Linked DNA regions of Homo sapiens: region 1 is linked to region 2. The links are chromatin loops, found by intact Hi-C in ENCODE. Cell type or tissue: Calu3. All regions are shown on one strand. Links, peaks and the distances in the headings refer to the core of each region. The heading gives the core; the rest is flanking DNA.

The links. Hi-C counts contacts between places; a loop is a spot of excess contacts. Peaks named below come from ENCODE experiments on the same cell type or tissue, not always from the same donor. Only the 100,000 strongest peaks of a DNase experiment are listed, where the experiment ranks them.
Region 1: a loop joins it to region 2, with 4 times the contacts of the local background. A loop is called at or near these places in 3 of 110 quality-filtered maps.

The regions. Positions count from the first base shown.
Region 1 is chr5:147,686,006-147,698,150 of GRCh38, forward strand. All of the region lies in intron 1 of JAKMIP2 (janus kinase and microtubule interacting protein 2), which reads right to left. Among named protein-coding and RNA genes, the nearest start is that of JAKMIP2, 91 kb to the right of the region's middle. In Calu3, for the core only: a CTCF peak has its summit at 4,821 (motif pointing left); a DNase peak (open chromatin) is centred at 4,786.
Region 2 is chr5:147,816,883-147,829,027 of GRCh38, forward strand. SPINK1 (serine peptidase inhibitor Kazal type 1) reads right to left here. Exons shown (of 4, transcript NM_001379610.1): 3 at 11,140-11,246; 4 at 7,700-7,824. The coding sequence ends at 7,779. Among named protein-coding and RNA genes, the nearest start is that of SPINK1, 8.7 kb to the right of the region's middle. In Calu3, for the core only: a CTCF peak has its summit at 5,998 (motif pointing left); a DNase peak (open chromatin) is centred at 5,999.

The DNA of each region.
Region 1 (12,145 bases), core at 1,289-9,288, 130 kb before region 2:
CAGCTGAAGCTAGGAGTGAGGCTGGAACACAATGGCCATGCTTTTGGCATAACATCATGAAAAGCTGGAATTAATGCAAACATAGGGACCTTGTTCCTAATCTGAAATGCTTTGGGCTCTAAAGTGCCTCTCCTCTTCATTGAACAGAGAACCAGCCATTAGTCACAGCGAGTCACAGCACAATTGTCCACGCTGCAAAACCTGACTTAATTGGAATCAACAAGGCCAGAACAAACTTCTGAATGTATGCCAGTCTCTTTTCATGAAGGGACTGTGCAGTCAGTTAGATTGGAACTTGAATAAATCGTTTTTTTGGAAATCAGTGTTGGTGGGGGGGCACTGTTTTCCATCAAATCTACCTTTCTTGGGGAAGCCAGCCTCTCTCACGCATATCTTACCAAACTCACGGGTACAAATCACTCAAGGAAATAAATTGGATACCCTATAATGTTCACTTTTTTCCCTTCAATGTCTCTATCACATATTTGCTCTATAGAAGCAGGGATTTCCCTGGGCCTGTTCACCACTGTATCCGCAGTGCTTAGCACAGTGCCTCATAGTAGAAACTCTAAAATGTTTGCTGAAGGGGTACCTGAATGGAGCCAAAATGAACTTATCATTGGCAAGAGTAAAGAATTCCTTAAACCCGCAAAATTTTAATGTTGTTCTTCCAAAGCACAGATGACTACAGCATGAAGTGTCACTTACCATTGAGTAAACCTAATGATGTTTTATCCACATTAAACTCTGTAGTATATTAATTGTATTTATATACTTAAAAATTGAGCAATATATTTCCAAATGTAAGAAATTTATATTTGAGAAACACATTTTCCTCCCAGCATTTTCTTTATTACCTGGCACATGAAACTAGGAATTATAATTTCTCATTTTAAGTTTTAAGCTATTTCTATAGACAACTTATTAGGAAAAACAAATCTCCAGGGCTCATAATTTTTTCTTATATATCTTAAAATCTCAGAAGATTCTGGGAGCCATTGTTTTCTTTTTGTATAGTAAGCAATCTTTGATATTCCAAAGCCCTGGAGTCCTGGCCTATAATATTCTAGATCATCATAGCACTTGTAAAGATAATTACTGTTCTTCATCCACTTACTCACCTCCTACTGTGACAGATGAATACTACTACTACTACTGCTAATCATCATCATAATTGTCATTATTGACCATTTACTACTGCTGGTCACTGTGCAAATCTATTTACATGCATTATCTTTTTAATGCTCTGAGGTGAGTGTTAAAAGTCATCTTCCAGCCTTGAACGTATGATTTATGAATCCTCTCTACAACTCTTCCCCACTGGGAGAGACCAACATGTAAATAATGAACTGCAGGCCTGAAGATGTAATGAGTGCTGAAACAGAGAAGCAAACGAGGCACTACTGGTACTCAGAGGAGGAGCTCCAACTCCCTGGGAAAGACAGAGAGTGTGTCTAACAGAAGGGATGGCTAAACTGAGTCTTGAAAGATGAGAGAGGATTTGCCCTGTGGTCCTGGCAATAAAGAAGAATTGAGTAAATATTATGTAAGAAAATTTGGTAAGAATTATGGATGTATCAAGACTATTGATTAGCTTGGAGTTGCAGGTAACATGCAGAAGGAGGAGAGAATTTAGAAAGGGCTCATTTTTATATCTGATATTAAAACTGGTCTATTCTTACCCTTCACACGACAGGTAAAACATTTAATTTGGGAGAAGACAATTCTATTTTCTCAACTGCAGAATGGAAATAAGCTATTTAATAATAACTCTATTGCAATCTTTCTACATGCCAAGCACAGTATTTACCACTGTACATGTATTAACTCATTAAAACAAATTCATGAAGTAGGTATCATTTTGCAGTTACATAAAACACAAAATGAAGACTTTTAAATTTGCCCAATGTCATGCAACTTGTATGCGTAGGACCCATTCATTGACTCAGTTAATGTTTTTTGAGAGCCTTTGATGTGTCTGACAAAATTTAAAATCACTTCAGCCTGATTCCAAAACATTTGTTTTAACCGCTGCATGGTCCTTGTCTTTCTCTTAGGACCAGAAACACAACACTCTTTTTCATATCTATTATTGCCTTTAGAACTCTCAGATGACTTACAAAGAAGTCCTGTTCTATAGAAGTCAAAGTGTAAGGCCACTAAACACATTTGCTGTCCAGAGCATTATGAAGATTTAACACAAGGCTATGTATCATTCATTGTCATAATGTTCTGAGCACTGATTGAATTAATCGCTTAGGGCTTTTCACTTAGAAATCCCATTTTTTAGGGTGGTTATAAACTAGCAGTTAATATTTTTCCTATGTGAAATAGGGTTCAGGCAAGGGAGTGCTTTAATCCTGCAAAACCGTATGCACAACATAGCTATTGCATTGTAAAATGATCACATGAGATAGATAATTAAATAAAAGGGGATTTGGTGCCTAGATCTAGGGTTGTGGTTGAAAAACTTCTTATGATGTTGCACTGGTTGCTTCATAGAGTCTGATTAAATGCAACTAATAATAATAAATAATAGTCATTAATATTTCCCTTTTAATCATTCACATAACAGAGACTTAGTGAAGATAAATAATTGACCTTCTGCTCAGTGTTGGTAAGCAATGGAGATAGGATTTAATCTAAGCTGTTAGACTCTAGGGCCCATTCTCTCAACCGCATCACTATAGTCCCACCCTTAAAGGATGGTGGCAAAAGATACATGGAATAAGGCCGGTAAAGCGTTTCACATGGTATGTGTCAAATAAGTGCTCTGTTCTAAAATCAGCTTCTTCAACAAATATGTATTGAATGCTGCATAGCTGCCAAGCACTGTACTTGGTATGGAAGATACAGCAGTGAATAAATAAAACAGACATACATCGTTGGCTCATGGAGCTGCTATGTTAGTTGGAGACCCACATAATAAGCATGCTAAGTAAATATACTGTGCTAGATTATAATAATAATGTGTTATGGGAAAAAATAATACAGAACAGAGGTCGACAGGAAGGATCCAGGTGGTGTTGTGATTTTAGATCTGAGAAAGCCTAAGTAGTTGCTATTTGATTAAAGGCTGATGCCTGGGGGGGAAAGCGTGCCAGGGTAGTGAGGAAATAGTACAAGAGCTCCACAGTGAGCACAGACGTCCAAGTTCCAGGAACTTCAGGGAGCCGGGGAGGCTGGAGGAATGAGTGAGCTAGGACAGCAGCCAAAGAGAGGGCAGACAGTAATGGGAGGGCAGTGTGTGCAGACCATGCTGTGCTTTTTAGGCCATTTTGCATTGATTTAAGCTTTTACTCAGAGTGGGTAGGAAGCCACAGGAGGAGTTGAGAGGGGCAGTGCCCTGATCTGACTTAGCTTTTAACATTTTACTCTGACTGCTCTAGTAAAAGGAGAAGACTGAGCATAAGGGTGGAATTAAGCGGACTGGTTTGGAGGTCACTGCAAAAATCCAGCTTGGAGATGGTAGCGGCTTAGAGAGTGGAAGCAAGGGAGGTGGTGATAGGACTAGATGCAAGCTGATGGTAATCCTTTTTGGGTGGATGTTTCATCAGAATCATGGGATCAGTAAGTTGAGCTGAGATGCAGAGCCACGTTGATCTGATGATGTATTAAACAGTACACGTTACTGTTTGTTCCTAAAATGTATAAAGCTCTCACTCTAAGCAGGGCATTGTGCCAGGCACTGCAGCTAAAACACTCTGAGGGTGTCCATGCCCTCAGAGAGCTGTCCTCCTATTAAGAGGATAATAGTTACACCATAACTATATGTGGCTGCAGAATATGGCTATAGCACATTTGTTCAATGAATATTCACTGCATACACAGTTTTAGGGGCTGGAGATAGAGCTGAGGATAGAATAAACAAACATCCTTGCTTTCCTGGAGTTTATACTCTAGCAGAGTGAAACAAAAATCAGCAAGATAACTATGTAAGTTACATAGTATGTTAAAAGGTAATAATGAGAGACTTCATGACGATCTAGCCCACACCTGTGCAACACTGTCATAGTGAAAAATTAGAAACAATGCACTGTCCATGTAAAGGGGAACAGCTTGGGCTGGACACAGTGGCTCACACCAGTAATCCCAGCATTTTTGGAGGCTGAGGCGAGGGGATCGCTTGAGACCACAGGTTTGAGACCAGCCTAGGCAACATTGTGAAACCCTGTTTCCACAAACAAACAAACAAACAAAAATTGTTAGGCATGGTGTTTGGGAGGCTAAGGTGGTAGAATCACTTGAGCCCAGAAGGTTGAGGGTGCAGTGAGCTATTATGGCACCACTGCACTCCAGCCTGGGTGACAGATTGAGACCCTGTCCCTAAAAAAAGCTTAAAAAACAAAAATAAAAAAGGGACCAGCATAATAAAGTGGTATGTCCAGTCTATAAATTACTATGCAATAGTTTAAAAACACATAGGAAGATCTACATGAACCAATGAGGCTAGTTGCACCTCAAAACATTTAAAGAGCAAGATGACGAATGAAGTCCAAAGTATAATGTCATTCATGTAAAAAACTAAAGAGATTATATATATATATATATATATATATATATATATATATATATATATGCACATATGCACACACATCTATGTGGACCTATAGGTACATACATGCATAAAAACATTTTGGAAAGATATATGAGGTAACAGGGTCCATCTCACTGAGGGATCAAAAAGTCTTCCTGGATGCCTCACATGGTTCATTGCAAACCCTCTGGGGAATGTGTCTCAGGTGAGTGTGTAGCTCCTTCTCCAGTGCTTCGTGGCTATTGCATGACGCATACTGTGTGGCCCTCTGCTGGATAAACCTAACCTTGACCACAACTCTGACAAATTATATACCTGGATCTGTTGCTGGAAATGCTGAGACCCTTTGGGTACACAGGATGGGTCCTGGGAGAAAATGGGATTTCTCCTCTCTCCCTTGTCTCCAACACCTTCCTGGGGGTAGGTGCCTGAAGCTCTATTCTGGTCTCCTTTTCCTCATGGGTTATCTCACCCACTCATTCAGCCTTCTCAAGATTGGTTAATGTGACGGACTACTCCAGTCAAAGTGCTAGCAGATAGGGAGGTTGGTATTTTAAAACTCTCTCATCCCCCAGATACATGAGTTTTATTTTAAAAGTGGGATAGGAGACACAAGCATTGCATAAGATTGTATATGAGAAAACACTGTTACCCATAAACCACTGTAAACATATTCCATTATTAAAATGATTAATATTTGTTCTCCCACCCTCTCCATTGTGCACAGATGAAATGTTATTGTTACTATTAACCTTCTCACCTCCTCCACGGTACACAGACTGGGGAATGCTATTAATAGTTTCCCCCCATCCCCCACCCAGCTCCTTCTGTTACTGTGAAGTAATTTGGATGAACTATGCTAGGCTTAAAAGGCCAAGGATTTTTCATCTTCCCTATTCCAAGTAGCATTCTTTCTCCTTATTGTTGAAATTTACAAAGTACTTGAATACGATGCAGACGCTATACTCACCTCACCTTTTATATGAAAAAACTGGGGCTCAGAATCATGCACTTACCCAAGGCTGCACAAAGCTGGGATTTAACCCAAGCCTTCTCCCGAACCTTGTGTTCATATAGCACAACCCAAGCTTTGGCCCTGAAGGATTCTTTACCACATAGACTTTCTCTCCTAAAGTCTAGCCCAGAAGAGAGGAGTGTTTGCTTCTCTTTTGACTCAAGGGCACATGAGGGTGCTGGCTGGTCAGTGGAGGTAGACCTGGAGCAAAGGCGATGTGATGTCCACGCCTCATGGGAGGGGAGTCTGTGCATGGGAGCGGTTAAGCAGCGCCGTGGGTGACTCCTTGAGACTTTTTGCTCCTGTGTTTCCCTGTGCATGTGTTTGTCTCTGTGTCCTTCTCTCAAGTCTTTAAACAGGATGGTCCTTCCTGTTTCGGAGACTTTACCTGTCCCATTCCCTTTGCAAAGTCCTGTCTTCCATAGATTCTAATCATCTCAGCTCCAGTGTCATTGACTCAAGGAAGCTGTTGTTGGTTGAGTCACGTCCCTCAAAAGATATGTTTAAGTCCTAACTCCCAGTACCAAGGAATGTCACCTTACTTGGAAATAGAGTCTCTGCAAATGTAATCAAGATGACTGATGTCCTTTTAAAAAGGAAAATTTAGACACAAACATACAGATATATCCAGGGGAGAATGTCATGTAAAAATGAAGGCAGAGATTGGGGCATTGTGTCTACAAATCAAAAAACATCAAGGAATGCCAGTGACTACCAGAAGCTAGAAGAGAGGACGGAATAGTCTTCTTAGAGCTCCGGAAAGAACCAAGCTTGCTGACACCCAGTTTCAGACTTCTGGCCTCCAGAACTGTGAGAGGATACATTTCTGTTGTTTTAAGCCACCAGTTTGTGGTAATTTGTTACAGCAGCTCTAGAAAATAAATACAGATCTTCCTGAGATTTTCAGATCAGGCCAGGTTCTTCTAGTGCATGTTTTCACAATATCAGCTATTTTTCTAAATAACATGTATCACAGCTTGTGGTTATAAATTTGATTTTTTAAATCAATATTTATCTCTCCCACTAAAATGAAAGACTTGTGAAAGTAGGGAGGGTGTTTGCTCATATGACTAATATAAAAACAGTATGATAAACATTTTTTAAATGAAAGAGAGTAAATGAATGAATGGATTGATGAATGACAAGAAGAGAGTGCAGCACTTGTAATTTTGACCTGGGGACATGCGGAAACGGTCCATTTGAAAGCATAATAAAGCTCGCTCTCTCTTTCTCCATCTAGATTTGAACGATGGTCTTTTTAAAAGTCTATGGGTAATAATAAGATTGACAAAGCAGTTCCTAATATCAGGGAAAACTGTCAACACTAACACTGATGATAATTACTGTAAAACTGTGAAAAATGAGAACAAATCATTTCTGTTAGAGAAAATGAATGCTTTTTATCTTATATCTTATTATCAACCAGCACAATCATAATTATGTGTGCCACCAATTTTGTATATGACCTAAAATTGTAAACAATTTTTATTTGAGGGAAACAGTAAAATTATACATTTTTTCCTATCTTTAAAGTTAGCTCTTTATAAATATAATATGATATTCACATATCATAAAAATTACTGGAAGAATGATGTTGCTTTATGCTTAAGGACAAGAACTCTGGAGTCAGACCCTAGGCTTAAAGGCCAGCTCTTATCTCTTACTAACTGTGTGACCTTGGGCATGTTACTTAACATCTCTCTGCCCAGCTTTTAATTTCTCCCTCACAGAGTAGTTGTTTGGATGCATCTAATAAACTAATACTGTTCATGTAAATACATACCAAAGTAATAAGCACATTGTAAACCTCCATACATTTTCACCATTAATATTATCAGACATGTGACATTTGATGAGATCATGGTGAGTAGTCATTCAGCTTTTCTCACCTACTTACATCAGAACTACACATTGCAAATCACTTTCCCTTTTCATCTTTAAGAATCAGACAGCAATGAACAAAATAGGTGAGTGATGTGTGGGATTACGGGTGGCAAAGAGATATCACAAACACATTTTTTAATAAAAAAAGGGGCTGAAAACATAAATGTTTTAATTTGTGGCAAGAGAGTAAGAGGCACAAAATAAAATGTTACAATAAAAAAAAAATTGGAATTAAAACTCCCTGCTTTCATTCTTTTGAAAGCATTAATTTATTTTATAGTAGATTTTTAAGTTCAAGTTTTTGCACTTTCGTTTCAGTCCTGTCAAGTCAAAATTTCAAACGACTGTTAAAATCTTATGTTAACTGAATGGTTTAAATCCTTAGAATTACAATTAATTTGGGGGTTATACTTCTGATCAAATAAATAGAATTTCATAAAATCAAAGTAATTAAGCATATCTGCTGTGGTGGCCCCTTCTCAAATAAATCCTTTCTACTAACAACATTTTCAAGAACTTGGTTGTTGAAGTTCCAGATAGGTGAAGTTTACGATGGACACTGGATTAATAGCTTCTCTTAGTCTGCAGCTGGGCTACATCAATTCCCACATCTCCTCTCCTAAGAGAGCCAATTAATATTTTTAAATTGGTATCAGAATAGCCAGGCTAGAACCTAGCTCTTGTCCTGGTGTCAAATGTGATCACTCTCATTCAACCTCAGATTTAATGTTGACTTGTCTGCTGGAAATCTCTACTGCCTACACTGGGAAGATTCCAAGTTTTTTTAGAAAAAACCCCTTTAATGATCCATTTTGGCTAGAGAGGATAAAGTTGATTTTCCAGGGAGATGTCAGCAGCTTGCGCTCTTTTTGGGTGTCTCTCATCTTGTCTTTGTGGTTAATTGTGGAGTCACAGTCATATCATGGGCAGCTAAAATAGGAACAGGACTCCTTGATGGGCTGTCTACACCACAAGCAGTCATTACCCCGGGTCAGGACTTCCTGAGAAATAAAGAGGGTATACAGGAAAATGAACAAGGCAACAAGATTCCTACAGATCCTATAATTGTCTAGTGAAATTGATAGGCTATGCTTGTCAAAGCTGCTGTTTGGCATTCTCCCTTCCTGTCTCTCCCTCCCTCCTGGTGACTGGCAATGTCCATCTGCAGCTTTTACAATTTGATGTGTAATTTGGCCTCTCATGTCTCCCTGAATGTGCCTTCATGTCACTTCTACTTTTGAGACTGCATCTTTCTTAAACTTATCTCTTGGTATTTTTCAGATTCACTCTTCTTTGCTGTTGAATAGCCAGAATTCATCTTTGAAAAATTTACTGTGAAAATAAAAACAACTGTCAAATGAAGAAAATAAAACACAGAGTACTCAACTGTTTTGTCAGGCATAGAAATTAAATTTTAAGTCTGTTGTACTTTTGATGAAAGTATGCACATATGGGCTCAGAGCTTATCAAATTGTGACAAATTTTGTGTTTGTTTAAGGTTCCACACTGGAGGCTGAGTAACTTGGAGGCACAGGATAATAAAAGCACATGCAAGCGAGCCAATTTGTTTTATATGTAACCATTTCAGATGCAGGATCAGAAGGATTTTCTCCCTTCATTCTCAAATTTCTGCTAGGCATGAGTATTTATGATCAAGCTAGACTCAAAACAAACTAACAATGCGTTAAATATTAACACCCAGGACTCTTATGGAATGATTTTTTTTGTACTAAGTTTGGCAGTTTAGGGACAGTTGCCAATGATCCAACTAAATTAAAGTGCTGTTGAATACACGCTTAAATAAAGAAAAGCCTATTTAGTAGTTGAGAGGCTAAAAAAGAAAAGAAAATTGGCACCAATTGCCCGGCTTCCTTCCACAACTACCTCTAAGGTAGAAGACTCTCAAGGATCCAGACTTCCTTTTCATAGACTCCAGATAGATGAGGTTTATGATGGACACTGGATTAATGGCTTCTGTTAGTCTGCAGCTTGGCTATATCAGTTCCCACATATCCTGTCTCGAGAGAGCCAGATGAATAGGATTCCTCCTTAGGGCATTATTGAATGGCAATGGCACTTCTCCAATAGTAGCATCCCTAGCATGGGCATCAGGCCCAGATATTTATTATATGTTCTTCCATAGCTTCTGACCAGCAAGTAAGGTTTGCATTTCTCATTTCTTCCTCTATTGTTACGGAAGTGAAAGGTCTGTGTGTGTGTGTGTGTGTGTGTGTGTGAGAGAGAGAGACAGAGACAGAGACAGAGAAAGAGAGAGAGAACAAGTGAGCAAATTCAGAAACTTTTCCCCCTCATTTATACTAATTTTTAGGTACTGATTGATAGAAATTGAGATTTAACTCTTGATGTAACTGCTTGACTTAGACTGAGACCTAAGTTATATATAATAGAAACTTTTTTTCTGGCAAAATTACATAGAATAACACATAGTTCTATTATATTATACATTTTAAAGCCCACAAAGATGAAGTGTTTAAAGTCTGAACATAATATTCTAATATTTGCTTTCACTTTAAAGGAGAGACAAAAATACAACAATATTTTATGGAGATCTTTCCAATTACAGGCTTCTACCAGCCTTAACTTTCCTTATCTCAATAAAGGTTAGGACATCATATCCCTTATGGAGGTTGGACAAAATTTAGTAAACATATACTGAGTGCCAACCATATTTAAGATATTGCTCTATATAAGGTTTACTGAGACCGACATGTTGCAAAACTTCAGGAGATGCCATTCATGTATACTTCTGATATGGTTTGGCTGTGTCCCCAGCCAAAACTCGAATTGTAGTTCCCATAATCCCCATGTGTCATGGGAGAGGCCCAGTGGAAAGTGATTGGATCATGGGACAGTTTCCCTCATGCTGTTCTCATGATAGTGAGTGCATTCTCACAAGATCTGATGGTTTTATAAGGGGCTTCCCCATTTGCTCGGCATTTCTCTCTGTGCCGCCATGCAAAGAAGGATGTGTTTTCTTCTCCTTCTGCCATAATTTTAAGATTCCTGAGGCCTCCTCAGTCATGCAGAACTGTGAGTCAATTAAATCTCTTTCCTTTATAAATTACCCAGTCTTGGGTATTTCTTTACAGCAGTGTGAGAACAGACTAATACAGTAAATTGGTACTGCAGAGAGTGCCATGCTGGTATAAGGATACCTGAAAATGTGGAAGCAACTTTGGAACTGTGTAACAGACAGAAGTTGGAACAGTTTGGAGGGCTCAGACAAGACAGGAAAATATGGGAAAGTCTGGACCTTCCTAGAGACTTGCTGAATGGCTTTGACCAAAATGCTGATAGTGATGTGGACAATGAAATCCAGGCTGAGGTGGTCTCAGATGGAGATGAGGAACTTGTAGGGAACTGGAATAAAGGTGATTCTTGCTATGCTTTAGCAAAGAGACTGGCAACATTTTGCCCCTGCCCTAGAGATCTGAGGAACTTTGAACTTGGGAGAGATGATTTAGGGTATCTGGCAGAAGAAATTTCTAAGCAGCAGAGTGTTCAAGAGGAAGCAGAGCATAAAAGTTTGGAAAATTTGCAGGCTGATGATGCAATAGAAAAGAAAAACCCATTTTCTCGGGGAGAAATCTAAGCCTGCTGTAGAAATTTGCATAAGTAACAAGGAGCCTGTATTAGTTCGTTTTCACACTGCTAATAAAAACATACCTGAGACTGGGAAGAAAAAGAGGCTTAATTGGACTTACAGTTTCACATGACTGAAGAGCCTTTAGAATCATGGCAGGAGGTGAAAGGCACTTCTTACATGGTGGCAGCAAGAGAAAAATGAGGAAGAAGCAAAAGTGGAAACCCCTGATAAACTCAGCAGATCTCATGAGACTTATTCACTATCATGAGAACAGCACAGGAAAGACCAGCCCCCATGATTCAATTATCTCCCCATGGGTCCCTCCCACAACATGTGGGAATTCTGGGAGATAAAACTGAAGTTGAGATTTGAATGGGGACACAGCCAAATCATATAAAAGCCAAATGTTAATCACCAAAACAATGGAGAATATGTCTCCAGGGCATGACAGAGGCCTTCACAGCAGCCTCTCCCATCACAGGCCTGGAGGCCTAGAAGGAAAAAATGGTTACATAGGTTGGGTCTAGGGCCACCCTGCTGTGTGCAGCCTGGGGACTTGGAGCCCTGCATCCAAGCTGCTCCAGCTGTGGCTAAAAGAGGCCAAGGTACAGCTCAGGCCATGCCTTCCAAGGATGCAGATCCTAAACCTTGGCAGCTTCCACATAATGATGAGCCTGCTGGTGCATAAAAGTCAAGAATTGAGGTTTGGGAACCTCTGCCTAGATTTCAGAGGATGTACAAAAATGCCTGGATGTCCAGGCAGAAATTTGCTGCAGGGGCGGAGTCCTCATGGAGAATCTTTGCTAGGGCAGTGCAGAAGGGAAATGTGGGGTTGGAGACTTGACACAGAGTCACCACTGGGGCACTGCCTAGTGGAGCTGTGAGAAGAGGACCACTGTCCTCCAGACCCCAGAATGGTAGAGCCACCAACAGCTTGCACTGTGTGCTTGGAAAAGCCGCAGACACTCAACAGCAGCTGTGAAAGCAGCTGGGAGGGGGGCTGTATCCTGCAAAGTCACAGGAGCGGAGCTTCCCAAGGCCATGAGCCCACCTCTTGCATTAGTGTGACCTGAATGTGAGATATGGAGTCCAAAGAGATCAT
Region 2 (12,145 bases), core at 2,792-10,791:
TGAAGATCATAAAAATACAGATACATAATACTCAGTGAAGTAAAAAATAAAAAATCAGCACTGAATTAGTAAAGACTTTTTTTCCCTCATGAACATGTTCCGATTCCTTTTCAGGGTTTTACTGTTCAAAATTTCATTACAACCTCATTAAATGAAAACATCTTGTTAAATTCTTTAAACATTTGCTCTGATCAATTTTCAAACAGGAATTTTCAGCTAATATGAAAGGTAAAACTTAACTCTTAAAAAATGTTCAATGCTTCAGTATTCTTGATACAGAATTAACTTTATTTATTGAGGCAGTATACTGATAATGTGCTGTGGTTGTATAATGCGGGATACAAAGATAATTATTTGGGAAACTAAAATAAACAAACAAATATGCACACACTTTCTTGTATTTCAGGTTGACTGCAATTACTACTAGAGAAGAAGCATCAAATTATTATGGGAATATGGAAGAGATTAGTTTGAGAAAGCAAGAAAAATTCATGGAGCACCCCACAGCTGAGTTAGGTGACAAATCAGTGAGCCTCACCTCAAGTCAACTGATCCAGAGTATCTGGAGGTTGTAGCCTATTCATCCAAATTGTAAAGAGGCTCTTCGGGTGATTCTCATGCATTCTAAAGTTTGAGGACCACTACTGTAAGTGACAGCACTTGTGCGTGTGATATTTATTGAGTAGGTAAAATTTTGATAGGTGAAAAAAGAGTGCATAAAGATGATTTAGCAGGAAAAATGCCTAAAGACTGGAACACTTGAGGTTTAATATTATTGAGGGCCTATATCACCAGAAGAGATTAGGACTTTCTTTAGTAGACAGTGTGTAGCCGTGACAGGTTTTTCATGACAGCACTACTGTAATTATTTTGTAGTTTAGAAGCATTCTGTGGTTCGGGATGAATTGGGATTGTTCAGTGGGGCGTGTAGGAGGATGCGTTAGAGGGAAGATGGGCTGAGTAAACTCGGGCAGGTAGAACCCCTGGTCTGTTACATTAAACCATGTCAGAAGAGGGTGAAGAAAAGAGATTGGATTGGAAAGACAGTATGTTTTAGAAATAGAGTCCATTGTCTAGATTCCATGGAAAATTTTGTTGGTCCTTGATTTTTATCTGCTAGATACCAGTTGATTTTCTCGTGAGCATGGGGTGGGGAAAGGGATTATAGTATTTGGATATATTTGGCTAAGAAGCAAATTTATTGACTCCATCCCAATACCACCCTTAGGATACTTAAAAAACTAAGAGAAGGGAAAAAGTTAGAAAAATTTGGGGAGTCCAGGTCTTCTGCAGTAGCAGAGATCTTAAAAAGACATTTCAGAAATTGGCAAACACAGAGACAGAGTAAAAAGTGGAAGGCACTTGACTCAGATGTAGAGAATTAATAAAGGGTCCCAGAGGAGGTTGTACCTGTGTTCTGCTAGCCAAGAAAAAGTTAGACAGATGGATCTGGTGTATGTGTTGGGGAATGCATGTGTTTCCCTGTGTGTGTTTGTATTGTGAGGAAGTAAAACAAAAAGGATGATTCAATCAGAGAAGTAGGACAGAGGCTAGAGAGCATGACATGTTCAGGGAACTTGGAGCAATTATTTTTCAAAGAAAGGGAGGTCATCAGTGCTAACTGTTACAGAAAGCAGAGGCAACAGCAGCAGTAAAGGAGCTTGACAGACAGTGTAACATCACGGAAGGGCCAAGGAGCTCTGCAGTTTGAGTGGTTCAACCCTTGAGGGAGTTAAAACCTCAGTTTTCTCATTCCTAAATGAGGATCCCAGGACTCCTTGTGAGGATGCATGGGAAATATTTAATACAGGATCTGGCACATAGAATTTTATCTAGAGGTTAGCTCCTATAATTTTTATTATTCTTTATTAACTTTCACTTTGTACTAATTTGCATCTTTAAGGTTTGAAAGTTAATCTTTATTAAGTCATTCTTTTAAGTATTTTAAAGGTCCCTAGAATATAAAAAAATTTCAAAAATGTAGATGTAAGCTTTCAAGAAAAGCACATAGAATTCTTTCTGTAAAAAAAGTGTTGTTTTTTTTTAAAAAAACCCTGAAATTTAGCACAAACATTCAAAATATAACTTATTGTGCATCTGTGCTTCCACAACCATATTTACTATAAATCTTACCAAAATTTCACGGTCTTTCTCTCTACTTCTCATTCTTTGTCTGTTCAGGTGTTTATGTCTACATTTTGTTTAATTTAATAATATGCATGGCTCTTTCTGCCTTTTTCCTTCTAATTTCCACAGTTACACATTTAAAGATTTTCTTTATTTCTAACACAACTTTTCCTCTGGTGACTTCTAATTCCTAGTTTTCTCTTATTTCTTCTTCTCTTCTTTTAACACGGACTATATGGAGCCAAAAAAGTACTATTTATTTTGTATTACACCTTTTATTCATGAATACAAATTAAATGAGTTGAATGAATTATCCATTATCTGTCAAAAATAAAGTTAAATCACAAAGAATTTTAAGAGTTTATTGTGAGTACAAAAGAATAGTTCATGAACTGGGAAACCTCAAGTTGAAGAATGCATGAAATCTCCATTTAACAGCAGTTCCAGCACAACTTATAGAGCCTGGAGGAGGAAGTATTTTGGCCTTTTTCATGATTAGCTGTCATATATTTGTTTTTAAGGCAACAGAGCCTGTTTAAGCTGATTTATCTGTAGCTACTGGTTTAATTTCATTGAACCATGCAGAAAAGGACAAAATGCTAATGTCTATGCTTTGTTTATGTTCAAGGTTAAGATTTCAGGCAAATCAGGATGATTAAAATTTTGGTTACATGGCTGTGGGCAGTTGACCACGTGGTAATCTAAATTGTAGCCTCCATTTTTATTTATTTATTTTGAACACATCTAAAAGGCACCTAGCCACAAATAGCATCCCAACCAAGTAACAAGGTTTTGACTTGATCTCCAGTCTATTTTGTTTGTTTTCACTATTTCTTGGCTTTTTAGTGACTTTTGATTTGTTTAAAAGGAAAAGATCTGCGTTATTCCGTTTTTGTGAACGTCATTTTGTTATATACATATTCCATATTTTTAGCTAAAAGTTAGCTTTTGTTTAAACAATGAAAGAAAACAAAGGATCTCTCTGCACTGGATTGTGAGAGTAAAAAAAAGCAAAATTGTTGGCAGTGCTAGGGCTTGGAAAAGTAAAAGCTTTGCATGTTTTTTAATTTAATAGCTTCCCTTGTTATGCAACTAAACTGTATTTGTACATAGGTGGAATAAACTAAAGTTTTTAAGGGATAAATTGGGTCAGAGAAATGGAAATAAAAGGACAATATTTTTCAAGTTCTTATTTTTCAAGAGGCTTAGTATAAATTATATTTTAAAATGTTTAATTTCAAACACATTTTCTTCTCCAATAGGACAATTTTTTTTGCTTGTTTTCAATACACTGTTCCTACCAGATAGCTTCATATTTCAAATGTTCTGAAACCAATAGAGGAAACTGTACAGAAATGTATTGGCCCTGTGACTATGCCCTCTTGGAGTTTACTTGCAGTTCTGTGGTCCTGTATTTAATGAGGATTATAGTTCTTTTTTTATCCAGGGATGGGGAATCTAATAGTGTGAGCTGGGTTTATTACCCTATTCCCTCACAGGGCTACAAAACCCTTCTTAGTCCACAAAATTCATCTTCAGCCATTACTCTCGAATTTCTATTTTGGAGGCATGGTTTGTAATTCTGGAATTTTTTAAAATTAAAAGCAGAGAGACTTTAGTCCAATCTTGTACCCATTTGAGGAATGTTTTCTACAAAATTATGCAACACATTATTACCTGAAGAAGTAAATAATGCAACAAATTATTACCTGAAGAAGTAAATAATGCAACAAATTATTACCCGAAGAAATAAATAATGCAACAAATTATTACCTGAGGAAGTAAAGTTTCTGTCATAGAAATGCTTATATACCAGGAGACAATTGGTCACTGTTTTAGTGAGCCCAAAGTATTATAAGATGAATAATAACAATAACAATAACTAATTATTCTTGAGCACATACTATATGGCAGGCATTGTGCTATTTGCTCTATGAGGGAATTGTTATTATTAACCCCTATTGGAGATGAGGAAACTGAGACTTTGAGAAATTCTCCAACTTCTCCCAGGACACAGGGCTTGATGGAGGCAGAGCCAGATTCAAACTCAGCCTCTCTAAATCAGAGCCTCTGATCTTAACCATTATAGGGTACATTTTCCCACCGAATGAAAATTAGTATCTCTTTAATCTCTACCCAATTAGTCTAAATTCTACCTTTTGGGGCCAACCAGATCATGTTCATTCCTCTTCCCCATTCACTTATGTACCAAAAAGAATATTAATTAAGTACCTCCTAGGTGTTTGATATTGTTTTGAGCCTGTAATACAGCAGTGAAAAAAAGGATAAAATTTCTGCTTTCACGGTGTTAACATTTTAATCCCTTAAATCTTTTGAAAAGACCCACCAACTTCTAAGGGTTTTCCTTTCCTTAGCCCAAATATTCCTGCTTCTTCCAACCACTCATCATGGAGAAAAATTTCAAATTCTTATCAATATTGGTAGTTTCCTTCCTCTAAACATATTCTGGTTTGTAAATCATCTCTTTTAAAACACAACTACCTGATACAGTTTGGCTCGGTGTCCCCATCCAAATCTCATGTCAAAATCTCCAGTGTTGGAAGTGGGGCCCGGTGGGAGGTAATTTGGATCATGTGGGTGCTAAATCTCTCATGAATCATTTAGCACCCATCCCTTTGGTGCTGTTCCTGTGATACTGTTACACGACTTCCTCCTCAGCTCTTCTAAAAACTGGGTTCTTGTCACACAACCAGGAAAGATCAGGCTTGTGGACACATAGAAGGGTGAGAAAAACGGAATTTATCGGGCAAAAAAGGAAAAAGAGAAAAATTTTCAAACTTTCAGTAGAGTGAGAAGGAAGCCTGTTATCCAGCTTCTGCCCCACCACACAGGAACTCAAGAGGTCGGGTTCCTCCCCTCTGCAAAGGGCATGAACTTCTGTGGCTCCACGTCATTCTCCCAGTTCAGGCTGGTCGGAGGTTCTCCAGGGAGCCCTTTTTACTTGACTGTCTCAGTAGTGAGTGAGTCCTCCTGAGATCTGATTGTTTGAAAGTGTGTAGCACCTCCCCTCTCTCTTGCTCTTGTTTGGCCTATGTGACCTGACTGCTCCCCCTTCACCTTCCACCATGATTATAGGCCTCCCCAGAAGCTGAGCAGATGCCGCATCATCATGCTTCCTGTATAGCCTGTGGAACCATGAGCCAATTAAACCTCTTTTCTTTATAAACTACCCAGTCTCAGGTATCTCTTTTTTTTTTGAGTTGGAGTTTCACTCTTATCACCCGGGCAGGAGTGCAATGGTGCAATCTTTGCCCACTGCATTCTCCACATCCTGGGTTCAAGCGATTCTCCTGTCTCAGCCTCCCAAGTAGCTGGGATTACATGTGCCCACCATCATGCCTGGGTAATTTTGGTATTTTTAGTAAAGATGGAGTTTCACCATGTTGGCCAGGCTAGTTTTGAACTCCTGACCTCAGGTGATCCACCCTCCTTGGCCTCCCAAAGTGCTGGGATTACAGGCATGAGTTACCATGCCAGGCCACAGGTATTTCTTTAGAGCAACGGGAGAATGGCCTGATAAACTACCATACATGAACATAGCAATCCACATGCTTTCTGATGGGTCAGAGAGAGAACAGAACCATTAAAGATAGACAATTTGGGTTAATGGGTTGCTTCTGCTTATAATCTCCAAGTCTTGTCTCTCCAGACTTGTAGACTGGTTCAATTGGACATGAAAATTTGTAGCATTCAATTATTTAATTTCTGTTTATCATGGCAAAGGTCCTTAATATTAGGGATGTCCTTCGAGTGTCCTCTAGCATCACAGACAAGTTGTTGGAAGCCATCTTGCATCCATAACTGCTGTTAGAGTGATATTTAATGAGAGCTGTTAGACGGCGGTTTGGCTGAGGCACTTGGCAGACTACAGCATCCTCTAGTGGTCAGATTTAAACCTCAAGACGTGTATATTCTGAATATCACAAGAAATTAACCTAAACCTTAGAGTGTCAGGCAACTGTGTTTGGCAAGTGTGCAATAGCTTTTGACTGATTATTTCTGATTCAATGGGTGATCTATTTCCTGCTGTATATTAGAAAACCTGCTGTTATCTCAGGCTCTGTTAGCTCTCTACCCAGTTTTCCATTCTAGGCTAGTTCTTCATGAGTTTGGGAATTCAAGCTGCTTTTTCATCTTCTTCCTCCACCTCCCCCTCCTCTTCCTCCCCCTGCCCCTCCTTCTCCTTTCCCCCTCCTCCTCCTCCTCTCTCTTCTCTCCTCCTCCTCTTTCTTCTTTCCTCCTCCTTTTCCTTCTCCTTCTTCTCCTCCTCTACCTCCTCTTCCTCCTCCTCTACCTCCTCTTCCTCCTCCTCCTCCTCCTTATTCTTCTTTTAATAGCTGTACATACCTTTTTTTTCTTTTGGGGAACTTCTTTAGTTTTATCTGATTTGCTTCCCTGAATATAAACACATAGTCCTTTTTAATAGGAAGGTGTTATCTGAAGTTTCTATAGAAAAAATAGGCAATGAGTAACTCACGTGAGGTGATTGTGGCTTAATGGAAGAAGCATTAGATTTGAAGTCAGTCCTGTATTATAATAAAAACCTAAGCCTGTCGCTTTGTTTGCTTGCAATATTAGGCAGGTGATTTCACTTAGTTCTAAGTTTACTCATAAGATAAGGATAATCTTATAGGGTTGTTTTGGCCCACACATAAACCAAAGTGTGCTGCACAAAGGTCTCTTGATCAGTTCATCCAGTCTATAGTCACTTTTTTCCTTGTCAGATTATCTTTTGGGAATGGTTTGATAGTAGAAGAGACCATTCCCAAAGTTAATCCAGAATCAGGCCTCCCCACCTACCTGCCTCAGGTTAGCACAGCACAAACCCATCAGGCCCTATGAAGCAGATCTCCCAGGGAAGCACAAGAGGAAGTCCTCCATCCAAGCCCCGGGTTATCAGGGACAACCACAGGCTCTACGTTACCACCATTCACCTTAGTAACTAATGGGGAACTGGCCCTGCTGGGGAAGAACTAAGGCTAAGTCCAGAAGCTGCTCCATAGCCTTGTTAAGAAAATGTACTTTTTTTGTTTGTTTTCTCAATGATTCAAATCTTTTTGAGACAATTATGTCTGACCCAAAATCTACATTCTGAGATAAGTGGAAAATCTCAAAGACTAAACTCTATTCCACCATATAGGCAGCTCTATGCCCATGCACGTAGACCTGTGCCAGCCACAATAGATGCTCAATCAAATCCCAAGGAAACCTAAAGGAGTTATTGCAATCAGCAGACTGTGATGGGTAACATGTTTCTGGACTGGGTATTTTCCAATTGTTCCTTAAAATAGTAGTCCAGTCCTCAAAGAATTTCTTGTATTCATGATCATCTGTGCTCTGCCATTTAATATCTGCAATCACATTTTCTAAGGCAGTGACCTCAGGATGTGAGAAAGATGAGGAAAGAAAAGGAATTATGAGGGAAACCCTGTCTGAAATTACAGGATTCCTGATGTTTTTAAAACTTGGTCTATTCTCAGTCTTACCAAAGTCCCCTGACCCTGGTATAATCAAACATACCTTTGAGGAAAAAGCAAATGGAAACAACAGGGGATATTCAGATACATTTATTCAACAATAAGGCCAGTCAGGCCTCGCGGTGACCTGATGGGATTTCAAAACCTTGGTTCTCAGCAAGGCCCAGATTTTTGAATGAGGATAGAAGTCTGGCGTTTCCTGCAGTAGAGATTAAAAAAAATATATCAGCTTAAACTTCACTGATGAAAAAGTGACTATGGGAGAAAAACAGGGGGAAAAATAACAGCTTCATTTAAAGTTGGAGAGGTTTGAGATTTATAATCTTTTCTCTGTCTTTCATTCATTTATACATTCACTTAGTCATTAATTCATCAAATATTTATTGATTACTGTTGAATACACTAAGGATACAACAGAAAGGAAAAATATCTGTCCTTACAGTTTTTACAGATCTCGTGGGGTGTTACAGTGAACCCCTGAAATTAAACTCAAAACTATTGTTGCATCTTTTGCTCCTGATGCCTCTGCCTTCGCCACCAGGTTTCCATCTCAGCTGATGCCTGAGCTATTGTTGGACCTTCTAATTGATTGACCTTTCATCTTAGAGCTCTGGGGATTCGTATCTGTGAGGTCTCACAAAAGTAAATCACATATTTATTCCACATGATTCCTGCCAGTTCTAAACATCCTCCCCTCCAGATAAAACCTCTCTGTTCGCCCCACACTACCATTACCAAACTAGTTTTCTCTTCCCTAAACTAAATATCTCTAAATTTTATAATTGTTCCCTAGAAGACTGTTTCCAGGTCTTTAATTTTTCTAACCATTTTTTCTTTGAATGTACGGGCTTACAAAAATTCTTCTACTTCTCTATTACTGAAGGACATCTGACTTCCATATACTTTTTTTTCTTTTTTTTTTCTTTTCTTTTTTTCTTTTTTTTCTTTTTTTAAGACAGAGTCTCACTCTGTTGCCCAGGCTGGAGTGCAGTGGTGTGACCTTGGCTCACTGCAGCCTCCACCTCCCGGGTTCAAGTGATTCTCCTGCCTCAGCCTCCCAAGTAGCTGGGATTACAGGTGAATGCCACCATGCCTGGCTAATATTTGTATTTTTAGTAGAGACGGGGTTTTACCATGTTGGCCAGGCTGGTCTCAAACTCCTAACAAAAGTGATCCACCTGCCTGGGACTTCCAAAGTGCTGGGATTACAGGCATGAGCCACCATGCCCAGCCAAACTCTTTAAGATTTTTTAATGCTTTCTTGTCCCACAATCATTAACTGCTCATTAATACTGATTTCCAAATCAGTTAGCATACATAAGCACACACACCTAAACAGAATAAACAAGAGTTGCTATGCTGTTCACTCTAGTTTCATATATTCACTATCCACATATAGCTATGTAAATGTAAATTAGTTTAGATAATATTAAATATTCAGCTGATCAGTTTTACTAGCCACATTTAAGTTAGTGTTAGCCACATTAAGGCTACTGTTTTGTGGCTAGTGGCTATGTATTAGACAGCATAAACATAGAACATTTCCATCATTATAGAAGGTTCTATTGGAGATGCAGGTTTATGGAAAAGAATTTGCCGGTACAGATTCCCTTTGAAGACGTAGAAGGAATAGAAAAAGTGTTTATTGAATATATTTGCCAAGCACATAATCACCAAAAAGACTGATTTGCAAGCCCTTGTTTGGTATTATCTACTTGTCTCAAACTAGGGTCAGCGTCTGGCTTTAGTTACTAGGTAATAAGTTTGGGACTTTTAATCAACAGTGAAAAAGGCAATGTCATACATTAGGAAATATGTTGTATTTGAGAAAGCAACATTTTGTCTCTAGACCTAAATTTTCTTATCTGAGAAATATAGGAAGAGAGGTCATGTTTTCTAGCATACAAATGTGCCTCCCATATTTACATAGTTTTGAACAAATAGAAAGAATAAGCAGAAACTCGGAGGTTTCAGAGGCTAAGCAGATAGGGTGTTCCAGCCCTCTACTAATATTTTTCTAATGTTTCACTGTAAATGTTGAGCGGCACTTGGAAATTTCCCAAGTCTCAAAGCTGTTGTTCTCTTGCTTTCTCCTCCCATTGGATGGAAATATGATGTTTGAGCTTAATGTCAAGAACATGGGTCATGAGAAAACTAACAGGTGGCTTCAAATTCTTTTTACAAGTCTTAATTATGGAAACAGATTTATTACAAAGTAGAATACCTAATGTTTTGGGTCTAAAACTTCAGGATATTAGACCTCTCATCCAGAGGTCCTATTTCCACAATACTTGCTAAACTCTGAGAATTTTCCAAAATGGTTTAAAACAGCCCAAGAAGAAGGTTTGCATTACAGAAAAGGGAATTTATGCAGTAGAATATAATGGAAATTTACACAGTCATTTGAGCCTGAGTCAAAGTCTTTAATATCAAGTCAATCTCAGAAAAACTAAAGTCACTCGTGGAATCCCTTTTATTTGCTTTGTTCATTCCACACCTTTATTTAACCTGGCATGCTCTTTTGATATTGCCAAAATTCAGAACTCTATTTAAATGGCATTCTATTCTTTTTTTTTCCTTTTTTTTAAGATGGAGTCTCACTCTTGTCACCCAGGTTGGAGTGCAGTGGCACAATCTCAGCTCACTGCAACCTCTGCCTCCCAGATTGAAGCGATTCTTCTGCCTCAGCCTCCTGAGTAGCTGGTATTATAGGCGCCCGCCACCATGGGGTTTCACCATGTTGGCCAGGCTGGTCTCAGGTGATCCACCTGCATCGGCCTCCCAAAGTGCTGGGATTACAGGAGTGAGCCACTGCACCCGGCTGGCATTCTATTCTTTTCATGGATCCTTTCTTGGCCCCTTTTAATAAAAAATATGTATCTCTGCTTCACTCCTGTTGCACTTTATTTACACCTCATCTTCTGGCATTTGCCCCAAGTTATAAGAAGCCATCCTATACATGCTCATGATGTTTTCTTAGTCATAAGCACAAGTAAGACAGGGAATATTAGCATGATGCTTGAGACATGCTAAGGTTTCAGTTGCTGAGTGAGATAGGAAATCTGTGTTGAATCTATTTCTCTGTATCACATCACCTACTTATGGTCACTGAGGAAATGAAGCTTTACTGAAACTGGCTTTCATATCCATAAGTAAAAATATATTTTTGGTTATATAATCTATACAATTTATATTTGCATAACTGAGGGCTTTAAAAAACACAATCATTGCAACCACTAATAATTTTTTTAATTAAAGGTATTTTGTGTGTACTTTATAAAAATCCAAGCTATCGACTATTTTGCTGTAAAAAATATAGGCTTTTATCATACAAGTGACTTCTAAAAAATAATATTTAATGCTAAATATATAAAAGGGAGAATAAGAAAGAGATAACTGTTTTTGGAAAAAGTAAATAGTTTGCTTTTCTCGGGGTGAGATTCATATTATCAGTACACTTGAAGATAACTAACTTAAAATATATAGTTTAAAAGAAACTCAAGTTTGTACTCACCGATTTTCAAAACATAACACGCATTCATTGGGATAAGTATTTCCATCAGTCCCACAGACAGGGTCATATATCTTGGTGCATCCATTAAGTTCATTGTAACATTTGGCCTAAAAATGGAATTAAACAGAATCATTTCCCATTATTCTCCATTCTTGAGTTCATAGCAAAATCTCTGAAATGGTTTTATTTCTCTGGGGAATAACTGTGATTGGGAGAATGATACTGTGTGTTGTAAGAGAAATAACCTACTATCTGGAGACAGAAAACCTTGTTTTAAGTCATGCCTCTGCTATTTCTAAGCTGTGTGACATTAGTAAGTCCTATGGCCCTTCTGAAACTCAGTCAGTTCATCTGCAAAACAGTGATGATATTACCATTTCCCACCTATCTCATAGTGTTGTTGTGAGATTTACATGGATGGGTGAGATAATGTTCAAGTTTGCAATTACTGCGGGTGCTGGCATCTCTCAGGTTGGCCACATCTTGGGGCACGTTCTTCCTTGTACACTGTAGTCCACACACACTGGTCTTCTATTAGGCACTTAAAGGCACTAGGCATTGTCGGGTGTTGGAAGTCTTTGCATTCTACTCCAGTAAGAGTTTATAATCATCAAATGATTGTCATTGTCCTAGACATTGTTCTAGTGCTTTTTATATATTATTCTGTTTAAACCTCCTAACTATCCTGTGAACTAAGTATTATATTCTTCTTCAGGTGAAGATAATGAGGCACAAAGCAATAAAATTAGCCAAGGCCACCCAGCTAAGGAATTCCTAAATTCAGAATTCAAACCTAGTCAGAGTTCCTGAGCTTTAGCTCTTAAGTACTTTATTCTACTACATCTCCCCACCAGTTTTGTTTTACTAACACTCATTTTTTTTTTTTGGCTCAAAATAACCCCTCAGTTACTTCGGAGCACCCTCCCTGATTTTTCTAACTAGGCTAAGTTCCTAACGGCAGCAGAACTTTTTCATAACACTTATCACAAATGTAATATTGCATTCA